Linked DNA regions of Homo sapiens: region 1 is linked to region 2. A link is a loop called in an ENCODE intact Hi-C map of the cell type or tissue named here. Cell type or tissue: HepG2. All regions are shown on one strand. Links, peaks and the distances in the headings refer to the core of each region. The heading gives the core; the rest is flanking DNA.

What was found. Hi-C counts contacts between places; a loop is a spot of excess contacts. Peaks named below come from ENCODE experiments on the same cell type or tissue, not always from the same donor. Only the 100,000 strongest peaks of a DNase experiment are listed, where the experiment ranks them.
Region 1: a loop joins it to region 2, with 5 times the contacts of the local background. A loop is called at or near these places in 2 of 110 quality-filtered maps.

The regions. Positions count from the first base shown.
Region 1 is chr3:154,678,475-154,689,790 of GRCh38, reverse strand. No RefSeq gene overlaps it. Among named protein-coding and RNA genes, the nearest start is that of GPR149, 250 kb to the right of the region's middle. In HepG2, for the core only: a CTCF peak has its summit at 5,586 (motif pointing left); no DNase peak of the experiment used is centred there.
Region 2 is chr3:155,317,624-155,328,939 of GRCh38, reverse strand. It overlaps LOC105374172 (a long non-coding RNA gene), which reads right to left. Exons shown (of 3, transcript XR_924604.2): 3 at 10,007-10,183. Among named protein-coding and RNA genes, the nearest start is that of STRIT1, 30 kb to the right of the region's middle. In HepG2, for the core only: CTCF peaks have their summits at 3,466 and 5,674; a DNase peak (open chromatin) is centred at 5,669; H3K4me3 peaks cover 571 bases.

The DNA of each region.
Region 1 (11,316 bases), core at 1,302-9,301, 640 kb after region 2:
ACAATTATATTACACAGACCACAAAAATATATGGATACATAGATATTAGATATTCCATGAAATGTGTTTAATAACAAGAAACTTGAAATCAATGTTGATCACTGGTTAAATAAATTGCCAAGCTTAATGCAGAATTTAAAAGAATAAAGTAGATTTATATGATGATATGGAAAACTGCCCTAGGAATATTAAGTGAAAAGCTAGATTCAAATAATAGGTATTGTCGGATATCATGTTTTTTCTGAAAGCATATACAAATTCACATGCCCACATAAAAGTTTTTTGGAGGGATATAAATTCACTTTTCAATGCATCGTGTAGATCAATAATATCAGAAATGGTTTATTCAGATTCTTATGAGGTCTAGCTGCTTATTTGATCTCCCATTAAATGTATTTTATTTATGTTTATACTTTTAATTTTTTTGATGCAGGTTCTCACTCTGTCACCCAGCCTGGAGTGCAGTGGTACAAACATGGCTCATTGTAGCCTCAACCTCCTGAGCTCATGTGATTCTCCCACCTCAGCCTCCCAGATAGCTGTCACCACAGGCACACGCCATCGTGCTTGGCTGACCTTTAAATTTTTTATAGAGATGGGGTCTTGCCATGCTGCCCAAGCTTGTCTCAAATTCCTGGGCTCACGCCGTTCTCTCGTCTTGGCCTCCCAAAGTGCTAGGTTTATAGGCATGGGCCACCATGCTCAACCTGAAATTTATTTTAAATTTAAATTATGAGTAGCCTCTAAGATACCAAACATGTATACATTAAAGTGAACAGATTGTACATTTCTATGGCTATACACTGTGGTAAGTGCAACCCTTAATCGGTTTGTCTGTTTTTCTGTCCCACTAGCCTCTGAGCATCATGAGAAAAAAAGACTATAGGTATTTGGCTCTTTATTATATCCCAGCATCAAGCACTGTTCTGGCACATTCTCTGACTGGTTGCTTTTATTAATTTTTTTATTTTCATAAAATTGGTTTTTGTAATAACACTAATGTAAGAAGCCTGCAATATTAATGATTACTAGTAGAATATAATGTACGTGTGAGTAGTGAAGCGGTTTACACTTGATACATCTGAGTTCATAGAATGGTAATTTATGCTACAATGAAGTTTTTGAAAAATAAATAAGAAATATTCTTATCACCCTGAGATCTACACTGCTAATATCTTAGTGGATGTCTTCCCAGATCTTACTCTGTGAAAGAAATACTTTTTAAAAAAATGTATATTTGTTTAACAAACAAATGTGATATTATATATACTGTTTTGAAGTCTGTTTATTTCAATCAACAATCTCTATGTTTACATTTTGGTAAATATAATGAGGTTTTGCTTCATATACTTCTGCAAAGTTTACTATTGAGTACAATCCAACAGGTATATAATTCTGAATCAAAACCAAACAAAACAAAATTTATGAGTCATGATCTTCTGTCTGTGCATCCGAGATTTTAAAACAGTGTACGTTTACAAAGGAGAAGGGGTAAAGGAGGAGAGAAGAGAATGTACACCCACTCAGCAAGCCAGGGAGCAAGCAGATACTATTGGTATTTCTGGGTAAACAATTGACCTCAAGACATTCAAGTGGCTATATCCTGGATGAAATGTGTGTTCTAACATTTCCCTATGGGCCTTATTTAATTTACTTACCTGTAACCATATTGTTCCAGAAACAATTTTCAAATGAAATGTCACCATCAACATTTCTCTACTTGAATAATTTACTTTTGTAATTCAACCATATGCAATGTTTCTCTAAAAATAAAGAATTTATGATGTATAACAAAGATAAATGTGATACGAAAAAACATATAAGTAAGAAAAAGACAGGTCGAAAAATAAGTGGAGCCAAAAATGAACTACAATAGAAAGGTTATGTCAACAATGTTTTTTATAAAATAGAAGATTAGAAAAAGTATATTTTATTAATATTGCTAGACTAGGTGTGAGATCTACATATTCTTTATCAGAAAGCTGCTGGTGTGTTTATTAACATGAAACCAAGAAGTCAAACTTGCATATCACTAAACTGGATAGTTGTGAAATATACTTTTGGGGTGGATAACATATTCAGATCTCTTTAAAATCAAATTATTTTCATTCTTTTTTGAACCATACCCTGGGATTCCTAGAGTTGTTTTCTTTTCCCCTATCTTGGGAGTTCTTGGTTCTATACACATATGTCCTTGTGTCTGTGACAAAGTTTCTTAACCTTCTCATTTTGGAGAACTGCTTGGCAGAAGGAAAGCAGAGGCCATGTAGAAAGGTACAATTCTTTCAAAGGCTTGTTCCTGCTGTTCTCCCTCACTTTGGAAGCTATCTCATTCCCCCCTTTTTTCTTTTTCTTTTTCTTTTTTTTTTTTTTTTTTTGAGACGGAGTCTCTCTCTGTCGCCCAAGCAGTGGCACGATCTCGGCTCACTACCACCTCCGCCTCCCGGATTCACCCCATTCTCCTGCCTCAGCCTCCCAAGTAGCTGGGACTGCAGGCACCCACTTACCACGCCCAGCTAATTTTTTTTGTATTTTTAGTGGAGACGGGGTTTCACCGTGTTAGCCAGGATGGTCTCATCTCCTGACCTCGTGATCTGCCCGCCTCAGCCCCGCAAAGTGCTGGGATTACAGGTGTGAGCCACCGTGCTCAGCCAATTTTTGTTTTACCTTCTGATAAATCTCAGCTCTGTCACCCTTGTTAATTCCTAGGTGGAACGTAAGGCAGACCTATTCAAATCCTACTAGGTTTCTGATTGGTTGGCCTGTTGGAAGGTAGATCCTCAAGAACCTATGAGTAAATTTTACCAGGCATAAGTGAGGGATGTTTGAGATCATTTTCTAGACTGCATCTTGATCCTTACTAAAAGTAAGTAGACAAATTAATACTTAAAATGCAAAATAACAGTTATTTTCATAGTTGTCATAAAATATATATATAGATAAGATCTATATATGGATAAGATCTAAATCTAAATCTAAATACACAGACATTTAAGATAGATAAGATAGATCTATAGATCAATCTGTAGATAAGATTTAAATATAAATATATATATTTATATTTATATACATGCTTATAACTATCTATCTCTCTCTCTCTCTCTCTCTCTCTCTCTCTCTATATATATATATATATGCATAGGAGTCTGGTTAAAGCTGTGATTTGATGTGCCATGCTTGTCACTTGTGAGGAAGAAGGAAATGGGAACAGGAAGGATGAAGGACCAGAAATGTGAAAATATTTTCCACTGTGAATTTTTATTTGATTTTTAAATGTTTGAGGCATGTGATTAAATTAACTCTAAATTTTAATTTAAGACCTAATAAAGAAACAAAGAGTGAATGAAGGAAGTAGGATGGAAATAAAAGGAAGAAAGGAAAGGAAAAGGAAGGAAGGAAAGAAGGAAGGAAGGAAGTTAGTTCTGTATGCGGCTATAGCATACAGAACTTAAATATATCTAATACGGAAAATGGAAGAAAAGGGTCTTAATGCATTTTATGATAGTTACTTCCAGTATCAAAGTCTCATTTCTATGACTACTTACAGAATAAACTTTAAATAATTACATCAGCTAATCTATTATAAATGCACTCATGATCAGAGAAAGACACTAAAAGTAGTTATCTGTATTCATAATGGAAAGACCAGGTCAACATTATAAATACATCTATTTATGAGTGGCTTTCTATAGAGCCATATATTAATAATTGTAACTTATATACACCCTCAAAAATCCATTCAAATTATAGCATTATCCTTTATTTTTTATTACAGGGACTATTATTTCAGGCAACATTCTTAATATAACTCCATTCTTTAGAATGTATTTCTTTCATTTGTTCATATTATAAAACTCAAAAATTCACACAGTATACAACTCTAACCATAAAGCCCCTCTGAGCCCATATAAATAAATATACTTGGCAACTCAGAAGCTGCCTGAAGCTGCAGAGACCTGCAGAGGACTTTTCAACACTTTTTCCAGTCATGTGATAACCCCTAAACGCAACCCTTTTCCTTTATTTTTTTTCCTTGCAAAACAGAGAAAAGGGATGGTCTTTGTAAAAGACTCCAAATAATGAAAACAATTTAGTAGGTAGTTTGCTCTCAGTGCCACTAACATAATATATGACTATCTTTACAAGCTAAAGAAATATAGAATATAAATTTGTTTCTATTCCAAATATATTCTCAGTGACATATGCCGGTAAATATTTAACCAAGAGCTCTCCAAAAAAAAAAAAAAAAAAAAAAGTCATTTTTTGTGTTTGCTAATTTATGTGTTGTGGCTCTTCCAACCATGAATGATTTTAAACTACCAATACTCTATGGTGAATCTCTAACCTCCACATCATTCCCTATTTCCCTATCCCTCTCTGTTTTGTTCTCGCAAATCACTTCAGTTCGGCCATCAGTACTTCTCTCTTACTATGACAACTCCCCTTCTCCAAATTTCTGTACCTTCCATCTATCCTCTGTAATACATCCAGAAACACCTTTCTGAAATGCAAAGAAAAATGGTAGATAGGAGGCAGAACTAAATTTCATCTCTCACTCAGACAGAGTAGCTTGTGGAGACTCACATTGTGAACTTTTGCTCCAAGAACTACTGCAGGAACATACCAGAAAAGCCGAGAGAATCCACAGACTCTTTGAAGGAAGTTGATTGCTCCTGAAGGCCCCCTGGGGACAGCCCAACAACTGTGAGTACCCTAAGTGTGAAAGTGTGAAAGGGGGATCGTCCACCCCTGAACACACACCCTCACTGGGGAACCTGAAGGTCCAGATCACAAGAGAAGAATCTGACCTTATCTGAAGCTGAGACAATTTTAGAGAGCTGAGCAAAATACAGGGGTAGAAGAAGCAGTGGGAAGAGCCCCGTGGGTTCTCTCAGTCCCCGGAAAGCCATTTATGACTTTGCCTTGCAGAGGTCCTTGGGGAGGGCTGCTAGAGGAACTGGGAAAAGACCACAGGGAGAAAGAAACTTCCAGCTGAACTTTGTAATGATTTCAACCTAACAGAGTTTCCTGGACAGGACTCGGGGGCAGGGGTGAATCTGGAGTGCAGACACAGCACAGAAGCCACAGCAGCCAGGGAGGCATGAAACCTGAAAACTCTGCTTACTTTCACAGCCAGAGGGCTGGTAGCATAAGACAGATTCTCAACCCTGCTCACCCGTTGCCCGGAAACAAACGCGGTGCTATTAATGGGGGCACTGTGAGACTGAGATGGGCCTTTGTGTTGCATGGGAGCTAGGTGAGGCCTGTAACTGCTGGCTTTCCCCTACTTCCCTGGTGACCTGCACGGAACAGCAGAAGCAGCTGTAATCCTCCTGGGAACATAACTCCATTGGCCTGAGAACCACACCCGGATCCCCCCACAGCAGATGCGGCAAGCCCTGCCCAAGGAGAGTCTGAGCTCAGACATACCTAGTCCAGCCCCAACCTGATGGTCTTTCTCTACCTGCCCTAGTAGCCAAAGACAAATAACATATTATCTTCAGAGCTCTAGAGCCCCACCCACCACCTGATCCTCCCTATACTACCACAGTTGATGCTCTCTTGAGAGTGCCACCTACTGGCTCGAGGCCAACGAGCACAAAACTGGTGCAATAAATAAAACTACAACTAAGGACCCACACAGAGACCATTTTGTTCCCCTGCCACCTCCACCAGAGCAGATGCTACTATCCACTGCTGAGAAATCTGAAGATGGTTCACATTACAGGTTTCTGTGCAGATACCACCCAGTACCAGCCTGGAGCCAGGTAGCTCTGCTTGGTAGCTAGATCCAGAAGAGAAATAACAATCACTGCAGTTTGGCTCTCAAGAAGCCACATCCCTAGAAAAAGGGGAAGAGCACTATATCAATGGAACACTCCACAGGACAAAAGAAACCGAACAGCAGCCCTTGTACCTCAGATCTTCCCTCTGACATAGTCTACCCAAATGAGAAGAATCCAGGAAAACAATTCTGGTAATATGGCCAAACAAGGTTCTTTAACACCCACAAAAGATCACACTCACTCACCAGCAATGGATCCAAACAGAGACAAAATCTCTGAACTGCCAGAAAAAGAATTCAGAAAGACAACTCTTAAGCGAATCAAGGAGGTGTCAGAGAAAGGTGAAGTCCAAATTAAAGAAATCAAAAACATGATACAGGATATGAATGAAAAATATCTTCAGTGAAAAATAGACAGCATAAATAAAAAATGATCACAACTCCTGGAAATGGAGGACACACTTAGAGAATTGCAAAATGCACTGAAAAGTCTCAGCAATAGAATCGAACAAGCAGAAGACAGAACTTCAGAGCTTGAAGACTCAAAGACAAGGTTTTTGAATAAGATAAGAACATAGATCAATGGAAAATAATAGAGAACCTAGAAATAATGCCAAATACTTAAAGCCAACTGATCTTTGACAAAGCAAATAAAAGCATAAAGTGGGGAAAGGACACTCCCTTCAACAAATGGTGCTGGGATAATTGGCAAGCCACATGTAGAAGAATGAACCTGAATCCTCATCTCCCACCTTATACAAAACTCAACTCCAGATGAATCAAGGACTTAAATCTAAGACCTGAAACAATAAAAATTCTAGAAGATATCATTGGAAAAACCCCTCTAGACATTGGCTTACACAAAGACTTTATGACCAAAAACCCAAAAGCAAATGCAACAAAAACAAAGATAAATAGATGGGACTTAATTAAACTAAAAAGTTTCCACACAGTGAAAGAAGTAATCAGCAGAGTAAACAGACAAACCACAGAGTGCAAGAAAATCTTCATAATCTATACATCTGACAAAGGACTAATATCAGGAATCTAGGGAACTCAAACGAATCAGCAAGAAAAAAACAATCCCATCCAAAAGTGGGCTAAGGATATGAACAGACAATTCTCAAAAGAAGATATACAAATGGGCCGGGCATGGTGGCTCATGCCTGTAATACCAGCACTTTAGGAGGCCAAGGTGGGCAGATCACCTGAGGTCAGGAGTTTAAGTCCAGCCTGACCAATCTGGTGAAACACCGTCTCTACTAAAATATGAAAATTAGCTCAGTGTGGTGGCACATGCCTGTAATCCCAGCTACTAGGGGGCTGAGGCAGGAGAATCACTTGAACCCAGGAGGCTGATGTTGCAGTAAGCCAAGATCTTACCTCTGCACTCCAGACTGGGTGACACAGCAAGATACTATCTCAAAAACAAAACAAAACAAAAAGTTATACAAATGGCCAACAACATGAAAAAAACGCTCAACATCACTAATGATCAGAGAAATGTAAATCAAAACCACAATGCCATTACATCTTACTCTTGCAGGAATGGCCATAATAAAAGAAAATCAAAAAATAATAGATGTTGGCAGGGATGTGGTGAAAAGGAAATACTTTTACACTGCTGGTGGGAATGTAAAGTAGCTCAGCCACTGTGGAAAACAGCGTAAGATTCCTTAAAGAACTAAAAGTAGAACTAAAATTTGATCCAACAATCCCACTACTGGGTATCTACCCACAGGAAAATAAGTCATTATACGAAAAAGTTACTTGTACACACATGTTTATAGCAGCACGATTTGCAATTGCAAAAATATGGAACCAGCCCAAATGCCCATCAATCAATGAGTGGATACATAAATTGTGATATACACACATACATACCATGGAATACTACTCAGCCATAAAAAGGAACAAAATAACGGCATTCAGAGAAACCTGGATGGAATCAGAGACCATTATTCTAAATGAAGTAACTCAAGATGGGAAAACCAAACATCGTATGTTCTCATTCATAAGTGGGAGCTAAGCTATGAGGATGCAAAGGCATCAGAACGATACAATGGACTTTGGAGACCTAGGGAGAAGAGTGGAAGATGGTGATGGATAAAAGACTACAAATTGGGTACAGGGTATACTGCCTGGGCGATGGGTGCACCAAAATCTCAGAAACCACCACTAAAGAACTTATTCATGTAACCAAACACACTTGTTCCCCAAAAAACCTATGGAAATAAAAAATAAATTTATTTTAAATGAAATGCAAAGGTTCCATATCAGTGTGCTTCATTGCCTTCAGACAAAGTCCTGCCATAGCCCAGGTGGTCCTTTGTAATTTTGCCCATATGCATATTTGACTCTGTTACACTGGTTAGGTTAAAGTTCCCTAAATGTTTTCCCTCACGTCTCTGCATCTTTGTGTACTGTTTAGTTGTGGTTTTTCTGTCACTAATATTTCTGTTATGGTTATTTCATCTCCCCAAAACATCCTTTCTATTCCCTCACCAGGAGCAGTTCCAGTCATATTCTGTTTGAGTATTCTCCTTTCAAATTTTCCCCAAACAGTGTACCTTGGACATACTCATGTCATTGCACTCAAATCTCTGTACTGCAATTATTTGTTCATGTGTTTGCCTCCTCAAAAGACCATGAGCTTCTTGAAGAAAGGGACTATGTTTATTATTCAGCTGTAATGGAACATGATTGAAATGCTAAAAACTGCATGTCTAAAAACTACACATATTGTGAGAATTTATGTTTATAGTATATTCCCTGCAGAATGAAGGTGGCAGGATTAAGTGTAAAATAAATATTTCAGAATATTTAAATTTTCTTATTCTGTATTTACTTACGCCATTTTTGGTAATTCCTTTTGGAAATAAACATGTGTCTAAAAATACACTGTAGATTTGCAGATGACCCAAAGCTAAGAGCAATTATTATCATCATGGAACTTATGCTTAGAATTTAAAACAATCTTAATAAGGAGGAGTCATCAAAAATAAAGTTTAGGAAGGACAAGTTTAGAATGACATACTTTGGAATAAAAAAGGAATTGCACAAATGGAAGAAAGATAGGAATCATAAGACAGGGATGCATATAAGCTACCATTTAAAAAAGTATGCATAAGACAGCAATGCATGAACAAGAATAGAACTTTAGTAGTCAGCCATGTTTTGATAAATTCACCAACATATCTTGACAGCCTGCTCCATGCAAAACATCAACTAGATACTGATCATTTGTGAGCTGATATTGAGGAAGAACCATGCCTGTTTACTCTAAATAGAACAAACAACAATCCTTTTAAAAATACTTATAGTTGTTGAAAAGGTGGAAATGGAATAAACCATATAATATGAATTGGTCAGATGTTGACTTCAGTATTGTATCCAAATTTGGACTCAGTCACTTTGAAAGGGACATAAAGAATTTGAAGAAAGTTCAAAAGAAGTAACAGGAAATAGATTAAAATGGTTAATATAATTACCCTTAAAAAAGACTCTCCCCCGCCCCCACCACTGCCCAAAAAAATGCTGGTATTACTTAACTGCAGAAAGGAAGGGTGAAAACTGATTCTAATTGATCCACAATTTTTATCTGAAGCCCTCAGGAAGCAAATGCGTTTCAGACTTCAGAAAGCTTCAGATTTTCAAAAGTTCATACCTGTACATTTACTAGCTTTGTGTTAGTTCAGACCAGGTCAGATTTTTCCACCAAATCAGTTACCAATTAAATTTCAGCTTTCAGAACTTTAATTTGTATTTCACATCTGCCTTTATTTTGTTAATTATGGTGTGAGAGATTTAGGCTCAGGAAGTTTTTAAGTGTTGAAAGCTTTAAGAAGGCTTTTTATATACTTACTTGAAAATGGAGTAGTATCAGAGGGACTTTCTATAATTTAATGTGTTCTTTCAATTCAACATTAAATAAACATGACAAAGAGAAAGTATTATCCATCAAGATCTTATCTTCTCACAGTTGCTTTTCATTCTCCCTATATGGCACCATCTCTTCTTCATTCTTGCCTGAAACCAATTTTCAACTTCTTTCCGCCCAATGATGTCCCAACTCTTGTTGAAAAGTCTCCTGGTGATGCACCTCCTTCATAAAACTGCCCAAATCAGCTCTTCTGGATCTATGAAGTGTAAGTATTTCAGAATTTGCTTCACTCTCTTTCTCTTCCTGTTTCATCCATGTCTTCTTAACTTGGACATCTGTGTATTGTATTGTCTCTTCACATTTGCACATCTCTAGAGCAGCTCTTTTCTTATCAGTGGTCTTGGCCTTTACATGTGCTCATAAAGTAAAATAGTGTATTTTAGGATAAAAGACTAACCTGTGGTTTTAAAAGACACTCATTTAAGATCTGGTCAGACTGCCAGGCATGTTGGCTCACCCCTGTAATCCCATCACTTTGGGAGGCCAAGGCGGGCAGATCATGAGGTCAGGAGTTCGAGACCAGCCTGGTCAATATGGTGAAACCATATTGTCTCTACTGTCTCTACTAAAAATACAAAAATTAGCCAGCCGTGGTGGTGTGCACCTGTAGTCCTAGCTACTCGGGAGGCTGTGGCAGAAGAATCGCTTGAGCCCGGGAGGTGGAGGTTGCAGTGAGCTGAGATCGTGCCACTGCACTCCAGCCTGGGAGAAAGAGTGAGACTCCATCACAAAAAAAAAAAAAAAAAAAAAAGATCTGGGAGGACTTTCAAACATAAAATTTAAAGTTCACCTGAAAAATTAAATTTTTTCTTTCTTCAGATTCACACACAAAAAGTTTCTGAGATTCTAAACAAACAAATTAACAAGTCATCTGCGTGGCTCTCATGCAGCTTTTAAAATATAGCTTATAGTAAAATGCTAATTTATACATTATATTTACTTATAACATCTATAATAATAGCTGTGACAGGCTTTTAGACATATTTTATTTTTATAAAAATACAGGTGTTAGCTTTATTAAATCAAGTGAAAAACAGATGTTTAAAAGTGTTTTTAAGATTGCATAGCTTCACTTATTTGTACCAACTGTAGATTATGCTAAACATGAAAGAAAATTTAATTTAATCCAATAAATATTCCATTTCCCTTGTTTAATCCCAGTCATACTATGTTTCATTTTTTACAATATAGTGTGAACATTTTAGAATGTAACATCCAGTGTAAGTGGTATGCAAATTTATCCACTATCTTTTTCATCTTTTTCATTTTTCCATTCCTTGCTATAGTATCTTCCATTTTCTTGCAAACAATAAAAAAAAACAAACAAAAAGAAACCTTCAACATTAACCAGAAGAACCAGTGTTTTGCTTCTCTCTTAGGAAAATGAAAAGGTGTTCTAAAATTTTCCCCCAGAAATGAGACTTGTAGTAATGCTGTTTTCGTTCATATTTCTTGGTTTCTGTGATTTTTTTGTTCCAAATAATTTTGCATTATTTATTAAGCATCTGAAAATTCATTTCTTTGCAAACAGAGGGAATGATAAGCCTCTCAAATGTGCTACATTAGAGGCAGATGATCAAAGGCAATG
Region 2 (11,316 bases), core at 1,941-9,940:
AAATCATTTTCACCCATGTTAATGCTTAACTTACATAATAGCATAAAACACAGCAACTCTAAGGTGATGGTGGAGATGGGACTAAAGAATGGTTGTGTGCTAGACAACATTTCCTAAATGTATACAGGACACCTCACTTAAAAATCATTGACATACAGTACGGTCTATCACTGAATTTATAAACATTGTCTCATGTATTCCTCTTGACATTTCTTTAAGGTATATATTCTACAGGTAAGGAAACCAAGGAACTGAGATTAAATGACACCTGTGTTGATGAAAAAAGCCAAACTCTGTAAAATATTTGAAGCCTTATTCTGAGCCAAATGTGAGTGACCATGGCTTGAGGCACAGTCTCAAGAGGTACTGAGAACACGTGCCCAAGTTTGTTGGGTTGCATTTGATTTTATACATTTTAGGGGGACAGAAGTTACAGGCAGACATCAATCAATACATGTAACAATACATGTAAGGTGTACAGTGGTTTGGTAGGAAAAGGTGGGACAACTTGAAGTAGAGGTGGGGGTGGGCTTTACAGGTCATAGGTGGAGTCAAAGATTTTCTGATTGGCAAGTGGTTGAAAGACTTAAGTTATTGTCTAAAAATGTGGAATCAATAGAAAGGAGTGTCTGGGTTAAGATAAGAGAATGTGGAGATCAAGGTTCTTGTTATATAAATGAAGCTTCCAGGTAGCAGGCTTCAGAGAGAATAGATGGTAAATGTCTCTCACCAGAATTTAAAGGTGCCAGACTCTTAGTTAAACCTCTCCTGGATTAGGAAAAGACCTAGAAAGGGAAGGGGATTTTCTACAGAATGTAGATTTTCCCCACAAGAGGCAGCTTTGCAGGGCTATTTCAAAATATGTCAAAGAAATATATTTTGGGATAAAATACTTTGATACTTTCAGGGCCTGCTATTTGTCATATGATGCTATGCTAGACTTAGGTTGGAATTCGCTATCTTATTCTACAAAGAGTCTGTTATGTCAGTCTTAAGATCTCTGTTTTGCTGTTAATGCTGGTCGGTTCTGTCTGAATTCCAAAGGCAGGAGAAAATAATGAGGCCTGTCCCACTCCCCTTCCCATTGTGGCCTGAACTACTGTTTTTAATCTAATTAAAACTAATTAAAATTAGTTTTAACTAATCTTTGAAATCCCCTTGGCGGAGAGGAGGCATCCATTTAGTTGGTTGTGGGGCTTAGAATTTTTTTTTTTGTGGGTGGGGGTGTTTACACCTGGATAGTAATCAGAGGATTAAGTCCAAGCCTTTCTGGAGGGCAGAGTTTGAGAGCTTGGAGAGTGGAGGGGACACAGGCCCTGGTTATCTTCCAGAGGCAGGGGACCAGGGAGCAGGAGGGGGTATGAATAAGGTAGTAGAAAAAGCTACTGGCTTGTTCCCTGCATGCTTTGGTCCTTTTGGGTTTCTGCTGTTATGTAAGGGTGTAAAGTGGGACTGGACCCTTGAGGGATGGTTCCCTTAGATCTACTCCACCCTATCTTTTACCTAACACAACAGAAGATTATTAGAGACATTGAAGAAAAAAATCCATGCTATTTCCTGTTTTACGAAGGGTGAGTCCTTTCCTGTTCTCTCAACATACCTGAAATGTTATGATCCAAACCAAATGCACCTGAGCTCTTAGCTTTGAATTTGCTGGGATAACCTAGGAAGTATTGCCTCTTCCTTGGGCTGGGAGACCCTATGGTATCATGAGGGTAGAGGAAGCTCTTTCTTGCACCACAGCTTGGCAGAAAGAAGGACTGTGCTTGACTTGAGTCATACGCACATAAATGTCTTGGCAGAAGTATGTTTTACATGCCCAATACCCTTGCCTCTGGACCTTCACCAAACTACACATCAAAAGGGGAACCTGCAACGGGTTTCTGTTGCCCCAGAGTCCTGAAGTGTGAGCTTTTTACCCGTCTCCCTGAACACACTTTGTTTTTTTTCTCTATTCTCCTGGCTCCTGCCTTTTTTGTTCTTTTTCTTGTCATTTTTTCATGTATTTTTTTATTTATTGAGACGGAGTCTCTGTCACCCAAGCTGGAGTGCAGTGGTGTGATCTCAGCTCACTGCAACCTCTGGCTCCTGTGTTCAAGCAATTCTCCTGCCTCAGCCTCCTGAGTAGCTGGGATTACAGGCACCCGCTACCATGCCTGGCTAATATTTGTATTTTTACTAGAGACGGAGTTTCGCCATGTTGCCCAGGCTGGTCTCGAACTCCTGACCTCAGGTGATCCGCCTGCCTCAGCCTCCCAAAGTGCTGGGATTTCAGGCATGAGCCACTGCGTCCGGCCGTTCTTTTTCTCTTTTCCTTTAGACAGATTAGGGACACCCTCTTAGGGGTCTGCTGGGGAAGGGGGACAAGCACGGAAATAAAAGAAAATCTTGAACTGCTTTGAGAGAACTTCTAGGTCATGCTTTTAGGCCAAAATCAATATGTAATCTCCTATGACTTCTGCTTTCTTGAAATCTACCCCGGCCTTTAAAAACCCTTGCCTGCTAGCCACTGGGGAGGTTGGGACTTGCACGTTAACTGCCTGATCCTCCTTGCTTGGCATCCTGCAAATAAATGCCTTCCTTTCTCTGGTGCAAACCTCGGTGGGGATATCTGGTCTTACTACTCTGGGCCAGCAGACCCCAGTTTGGTTAGATAACACTATAATTTCAAGTAAGAAAAAAAGGAAGCATTTGAGAGGGCAGAGAAGGTTGGTGCAGGGGCGAGTGGGAGTGGGGATGGGCAGAGAAAAGATTTTGAGCTGGGTCATTGTTTAAGATCCAGCTGGAGTGCCAGCTCCCCCCCAAAGTCACTTGTGAATGACAGCACCACTCCCTCCTCATGCTCTATGGCCGTCACTTGCACCTGTGGAGGTGGGGTGGGGGTGTGGAGGGGGCTTAATGCATTCTATTCTACTTTAGAGTTGCTTACACACAGACAAGAATTCCTTTTCTAAATTACCAGCTATCCTAGGTTAATTTCTCATTTTAAAAACAATTTAATTATCTTTGTATCAGATACAGCAAAAAGCACCCTGAATTACTTCCAATAGTATTGTAAAACTGTTCTTAGCTCAGCTGAAAACAGGGTCCTTGTCACACGACCATAACAGATTAGGCTCACAGACACTTTGAAGGATGAGAAGGGCAGGGTTTACCGGGTGTAAAGCGAAAAAAAGAAAAGAAAAGAAAAGAAAACGGGGAGTCTCAGAAAACCGAAAGTCCTGCTAGCTGGCTTCCTGCCTCACAGCTTGAATCCCAGGTACTAACCAGGAAGAGGAGGGGCCAGGTCCTCTCCACTGCAAACGCTTGAACTTCCCGAGGCTCCGCCCCAGTGTGCACTCCTCCTAGTGTGCATGCCGGTTGGAGTTTCTCCAGGGACCCCTTTATGCTTGGCTGTCTGGTTCCCGCACTCTAAAGAAGTACATCTAACTGCCATTAAAATAAGGATGAGGATGAAGATGGATCTTAACTGCTTCCTGCTGACAGGGGGTGCTGTTTTGGGAAAAATAGATCTCTCTCAGCGGCCTATCTAAAGGTCCCCAATAGAAGGGGCCATCATCCAAGGCTCCAGTTGCATGACCATTTGGAGTTTGATGGCCTGAGGGCAAAAAGAGACAAACCTGATTATTAGAAAACATGTATCAAAATGAACAAGCATTTTCATTTTGGGAAATGGGAGGGGTAAGGACAGCTAAAAAATCCCGAGGCCTTTTACCAGTTTGCACAGGGAGAGGGAGGCTAAAAGCCTGACTGGTAAAAAACCTTTGCGTTTTTGCCAGCATGCTGGGCTTCTGGGTTCTCTTCCCCTGAGCCCAATCCTAAATCCACCAGTTTAAGGTTTGGGAAATTAACTCTTTCCAGTTTGGAGGATGCATCTGAGGGGAGTGTTCTATAGTATGGAGACACAGTTACCTATCAGTGGAGAGAGGACAGAGGAGGAGAAAGGAAAAAAGAAGGTGTTATTTCAAAGGGGTTCAGGATGCATTTGAAAGGGGTATAGACTGAAGATGAATGGCTACCCATCTAGAAAGAGGGGAGCAGACATCCCTTGTTCCCTTCTTTTCCTAGCAAATACCTGGGGTACGTGAGGGAAAGAAGGAAGAGCGCCCTCTTTCTTCCTTGCATCCCTGGGTCCTGGCGACCTTGGCAGCCACCACCCATGGGTGCCAAAGAGGCCTGCACCCATGAAGCAGGGAGGGCCTAGAGAATAGGAATTATCCACTCTCACCTATGTCTCTATCCCCCCCTACTGTCAGTAGCCTTGGAGTTCCCTAGACCTCATTTATGCCATGGATACTAGCATTACCTTTATCCATGAAATGGGAGGCTTGGCTTAATCAATAGGAATTAGCCATGTTCACCTGCACTGTGCCTTTTAACCTCTGTTATCGTCTACCTCTGGATCCCTTAGATCCAGTTTTCTTTCCTAGGGCTTTGACCCGAAGCTTGGAATAGAGTTTGGGACAAAAATGTGTCTTGGAGGGGTTGCATGGACTCCTTATCATAAGCCGAATGCTAAGGTGAAGCCGTGGAACTGCGTCCTCCAAGAGAGAGGAAAGAATGTCTTGTGACACACCCAGATAACTGGTGGCTATAGTTATGCTTGCTAAGATTTGGGTGCATGGGGCTTGGATTTGGTTAGCTCCCTCGGTCTTACTTTCCCCAAAAGGAAACCTCTGGGTGATCGGCATCCTATTTATTCTCATCACCTGGCAGGATTTACAGGATAATTGCTCAGAACTAGAATATTGATCCAGATTTTTACAATAGCACTATAGTAAATATGTGTTGAACCAATACAAGTAGGTAAGGTGAGATGGTTTCAGCCTGCAGCTTGTATTACAAAGAACCCTCCCAGTTTAAAGAGAAACAAGAGATAGGAAGAGTTGCTGCTTGGGATCTTCTTGGGGGAAAGGGGAATTACCCTGGGAATGGTGCTAACAAAAGGTCTTTACCAGAAGAAATTCAACCTCAGAAAGTAATGGATACTAAATTTAGGACTGAGTGAGGTTCAGATTGTAAATGAATACATATCTTTAAATGTTCATTTATTTATTTAATTCATCAAATTGAAATTTGCACAATAAATCTAAACTCACAGCATTAGTTCAAAGGAAGAGTAAAAATTAAAGTGCAAAGAACCAACTGGCTATATTGAATTTATATAAATGAATGACATTTATCCAATTTCTGAATAAATATTAACGTTGAAAGCCATGTGGCACAGGCCCCAGCTCCATTGTGTAGCATTTAATGATCACCCCCAGCTCTCCTGTTCTAGGCTATGTACTTGGTTGTTCCTGTCAGTCACGTGGGCATTATCCCTGTGGCATGTGCCATAGGTAATACAGACTGGTTGCATTGAAATTAGAAGGGTGGTAGATAATCCAGTTAATCCTGATGTCCTTAAATGTTATACCATTCTTTATCTTGAGTCTTTGCAATTCAAATTGAATTGAAGGTAAAGGCTGTATCTATTAATAATAGAAACACTGGACTCATTTGACTCACAAAAAAATGAAAACTGAGCTCCTTTAGAAATTCACACTCATAATCATAATTTTCTGCAACTAAAAACCATTAGTAACAATGCTGGCATCAATTGGAGAGGTCCTCTGTTTTCAAGTGTAATTACAAGAATAAACTGAGTGTTCGCAATCCGCTCACTAGAGGGTGTTAGACACCAAATAGTCACCTTGTCAAGGACAGTTGTGCTGGATCTAATGCAGCAAATCCCACCAAGTCTTTAGAAGGCTAGATGTCAGACTTGCTGTGGACAAATCATCTTTTCACAGATTTCAAAAAAGAGTGCCTTATTAGTGTATTTAACAAATCAGAGTAATTTTAAATTGTTTTTCTAATTAAAAATAAATGTTTACTATAGGAAAATAAAGTACCTTAAAATATGAAGAAAATTTAATTCCACCTATAACCAAGCTGAATTTATATTGTGTTTAACCGTATGGACCTACTAGACAACAAAACTCACAATTTCATATGATTTAACGTACTATTTTGGTATCTGTCTCTTTTTCCTATGCGTATACAGTGATAAGAATTTGCTTTTCATTTAATACTATAGAGAGATTGTGAATTAAATATTTATGTATGAATATATTACTTACTAGTTTGTGTTATTCAAAGTTCTCAAAATTGTATTTAAAATTGCTTAGTCTTTTTTACCTGTAATTTTTTTAGCTGCTCAACAGCAACAAAAAGGCAACATTAAATCGGAGTGACCACTCTTGTGTTAAGCATTAAGTATAACAGAAAATTAAAAAATTCCTTGATTTCAAGGCATTTATAATCTCATTGGGAAAAGGAGATTAGTGTTGCCTGAATGAGTAAAAGTGAAACACATAAAATTCCAGTATAAAGTGGTCTTATATTCAGTTACAGATTCTAAGTGCTACAGAAGCTCAGAGAAGAAAGAAATCAAGATTATCTGAAATTTTCAACAGACTTGCTGGAAGAAGCAGAATTTAGAATGCAGTTCTAAGAAGGCAGGGACTGGGTCTAACTTTCTCCTTGCTGCATTCCCAGGGTCCAGGGAAAGGCATGGAATGCAGCTGGTTTTAAAGAAATTGTCAGTGTTACTGCCTGTTGTGTGTAAAGAAGGTGCTGCTAGCCTCTAGATGAACATATGTCATTGGAGATATTTTCCAGTAGTGTTAGGAGGCCATTCACTCTTGCATGGGGTTTTCCTATTGTTTTTTATTAGAGGGATAGTTAGGTTCTGGAACACTGTCTAGGGTCACAGATCAGGGTGAAGGGTGAACCGACTCTTACTAACATTGAACTTTTAACTTGCCCTTCATAGGCAAGGAATAAGCTAATCTGCTATTGATAATATAGAAAATATGTTAGCCAACAGTGTATCATGTCTGGAAATGAGGATAAAATGTGAAATGTGAGAGGATATATATGTATGTGTATATATATATACACATATATATATATATACACATACGTACGTGTATATATATATACACATATATGTGTGTGTGTGTATATATATATACACATAATTTTTCCTTGTAAGATCCAGAATAAAAGCCAAAAGTAATAAATAAAGAGAACTTTTAGAGGCTGGGAGGATGTATGGTTATGGATTTTTTTCTACTTGTATTCCTTTTAAAATCCCAATACAAAATCCTGTTCTGAATGAAGTAGGAAAACAATAATGAAAATTACAATGCAGGGTCAGCCAGTCATTTAAAATGCCTTTCAGAATTTGAAACTAGATCCTGGTTTTAATTTTTTCATGCTATGTGATCAGTGCTGGCTTTAGGCCATGCATCCTTTTAAGTTGCAAACCTCTTTCCAGGCAGAACATTGTTGGAGGTTATTAGAGCTGCCACTTCCCTCAGCACTGGAGTCTCATGGGATCAGCTCTTTTCCATGGGTCTGGGGCCTACGTAAAGAACGTATATTCAATGCATTTAACTTTTGTGACCAGGTAACCACATTTCCCAGCTTTATGACTTATACAAAATATGGAACAAGGTTTATCCAAGATATAAAATCTCACCACAGTTTTCTGTATTGTATTCCAAAAGCTAAAGCAGCTTAAACATTTAACATTACTATTGAACAGGACATTAGGAATCACAATCTCCTATCAGATTAAATATTAATTAATTGCAGTGATGATAGAAAACAAGGACACACTGAAACTTCCTGAAATGTGAATGGAGCTTATTGTTGTACAAAAAACACTGTTTTGAGAGTTGGCTTCTGTGTGGCAATGGCTACTAATTAACTCTAAGTCCATTGCTGAGTGACTTCCATTTCTGGCCTCCCTTCCTTATCTGTAAAATGGGTAGGTTGAAATAGGTTATCTAAGATTCTTTCTTGCTATGAAACTGTGTGTTTTATGCATCATAGCTTGTTCAATATATTTTAGGTATGAATGATTCTGAAACCATCTGTGTATATTAGCCTTGAAAAAAGAAAAAGTTTCTGGTTGAGAAAAAATGCATAATTTATTTTTCACCTATGCTTCTACTTAAAAACTGTGTGTCACTAAAAATCAATTGAAAGGCAGCTGACAGAACGGGAGAGAATATGTGCAAATTGTTTATCTGACAAGGAACTGATATCCCAAACATATAAGGAATGAAAACAACTCAATAGCAAAAAACAAAACAACCAGATTGAAAAATGAACTGAGAACCTGAATAGACATTTCTCAAAAGAAAACATACAAATGGCCAACAGGTATATGAAAAGGTGCTCAACATCACTAATCGTCAGAGAAACATGATTCAAACCTCCAGTGGGCTATCGCTTCACACCTATTAGGATGGCTATTATCTAAAGGACAAAACAAGTGAGGCTGTGGAGAAAAGGGAGCCTTTGAACACTGGGGTGGGAATGTAAATTGGTACAGCTATTAAGGAAAAATTGTATGGCGATTCCTCAAAAACTTAAAAATAAGCCAGGTGCAGTGGCTCAGGCCTGTAATCCCAGCCTTTTGGGAGGCCTAGTTGGGAGGATCACTTGAGTCCAGGAGTTCCAGGCCAGCCTGGGCAACATGACAAGACCCCATCTCCACCAAGAAAAAAAAAAAATTAGCTGGATGTGGTGGTGTGAGCCTGTTCTCCCAGCTACTTGGCAGGCTGAGGCGGGAGGTTGAGGCTGCAGTGAATGGTGTTTACACCACTGTGCACTCCAGCCTGGGTGACAGAATGAGAACATGTTTCAAAAAATAAAATAAAATAAAATAAAATAAAATAAAATAAAATAAAATAAAATAAAATAAAAACAGAATTAGCATACAAGCCAGGAATCCCACTTCTGGGTGGTATATCCAAAGGAAATAAAATCAGTATCTCAAAGACATATCTGCACACCCATGTTCATTGCAGCATTATTCACAATAGCCAAGATATATTGGAAACAACCTACGTGTTCATCAACAGATGAATGGATTAAAAATGTGGGGGGGGGGGGTGTGTGTGTATTCAGCCTAAAAAAAAGGAAATCCTACCATTTTTGACAACATGGATTAACCTGGGAGGACATTATGCCAAGTGAATAAGCCAGAGACAGAAAGACAAACATTGCATGATCTTACTTTTATATGGAATCTAAACATGCTAAACTCAGAGAGTGGAATGGTGGTTGCTGGGAGCCAGGAGGTGGGTGGGGAAATTGGGAAATAATGACGAAAATGTCCGAAGGTTCAGTTACATGGGATGAAGAAGTTCTGGTGATCTAATGTACAGTATGCTGACTATAATGAATAATACTCTATTTTATATTTGAAAATTTGCTAAGAAAGTTTATCTTAAGTGTTCTCACCACACACACAAAATGGTAATTACGTGTGATAATGGGTATGTTAATTAGCTTGATTGTGGTAATCATTTTACAATGTATACATGTATACATATCTCAGAAAGTCACATTGCATACCTTAAATATATACAATTTTTATTTGTCAAGTATACCTCAATAAAACTGGAGAAAAATCAATATAATTTCTAACATTTTGTACCTTTGACTCAAGAACAATTAATTATTTTCTGCTTTTCAGATTTGTTTTGGTGGATATGCAACCTAGAGCACCATGCATCTATCTTGTCTGTATTACAGTTTGTTAATTTGAAAAACTCTCTGAGTAAATTTGGTGAGGAGGCTGGCATGGGCCATTTTAAGTTTGAGATGGTGGCAGAACATTCCAGTTGAAATGCAGTGAAGACAATGAGAAATAAGAAGCAAGGAGCAAACATTTTACATTTTATTTGAATTAGGTGTTTGGGATCTTTTCAGCAGCCAACACAATAATAGGGGAAATAAAATGCTGTTGCTAAGCCAAAGCCCCTCCACATTCATATTACTTATCTGCAAGTGTGTGGTTTTTGTTCTGGCCCGAATGAGAGAGAGCATGGAGAGTTCTTCATTTGATGTTTGTTTGTGAGTGTGATGTCATATTTCTCTGACCAGGAGTATTGCTGGACTAAATTTTCTTGACTTAAGGATCACAAGGTCTATAATGCATATGCATGGGAGGGAATGTATATGCATGGGAGGGAGAGAATCTAAACACATACCTAATGTGAGACTTCTGCAGATGTCAGTTATCTTGGAATTGCATTACACCTATTTTTGTTTTTCTGGAACTTATACTACAGCTTTTATTTTTTTGTCCTGATGCGTTCTCTTCTTTGGATTTTACCTGAGTAGACAAGCATAAAATGAAGTTCTCACTGCATTTTACTAATGTCAGGAATTCTTGCAGCTCAATATTACCTATTAGTAACAGTCTCCACTCCAGGGACTTGCAGTGGATGCTCTATACACCACCCAGGACCCCTTTGTTCCACCAGCTGCCCTGAGTGCTGCATGCTGACTGTTCATAGCTGAGTCCTTCCTCAGGCACTGCTCTTGGACAAAAGGGGTGGTCTTGGCTCAGTTTCTATCCCCTTGTGAGTACGATCCACTTGACTGGTCAGTGTGGAGGTACAAAGGCCTGGTTCCCTTGCCACATGTTTGGACAACTCTGAGGGGCCATCCCTCTTCTATGGCTTTCCATACAATTCATGGAAGCTCAGCCAATGATGATTGGTCACTGCCAATCATCATTCACCCTTTTCCTCTCTACTCAGTCCTGCTTTCATTTCTACCTCACAGGTATTGTTCCCTAGAGCCCTTCCCAGTAAGCCTCCTTGCAGGCTAATCTCAGCTTAAGCCTCTGTTTTGCAGGGACAGACCAAAGACAGGACCCTTTTCCCATTTAATGTTGTAAGCATCTTCTCTACTGTCTACATTGGATCCTTAGTAAGATGAACTCTTCTAAAAAAGTGAGTGTTGGCTGCCCAGAATCTTAATCCATTATATTAAGTGTTTGTATTTTTCACTCTGTGTCTAGTACCTTAAAAAAAAATACATAGGTGTAATTTTATAATTCTGGGTAAAAATAACTCCTTTTACTTATTGCAAGTATCTTTAAAACCTCATTCCCAGGCCGGGCGCTGTGGCTTACGCCTGTAATCCCAGTATTTTGGGAGGCCAAGGCGGGTAGATCACGAGGTCAGGAGTTCAAGACCAGCCTGGCCAAAATGGTGAAACCCCTTCTCTACTAAAAATGCACAAAAATTAGCCAGGGGTGGTGGCAGACACCTGTAATCCCAGCTACTTGGGAGGCTGAGGAAGAGAACTGCTTGAACTCGGGAGGTGGAGGTTGCAGTGAGCCGAGATCGTGCTACTGTACCCCAGCCTGGGTGACAGAGCAAGTCTCCATCTCAAAAACAAAACAAAACGAAAAACAAAAAAAAGAAAACCCTAATTCCCTCTTTTGACATCATATCG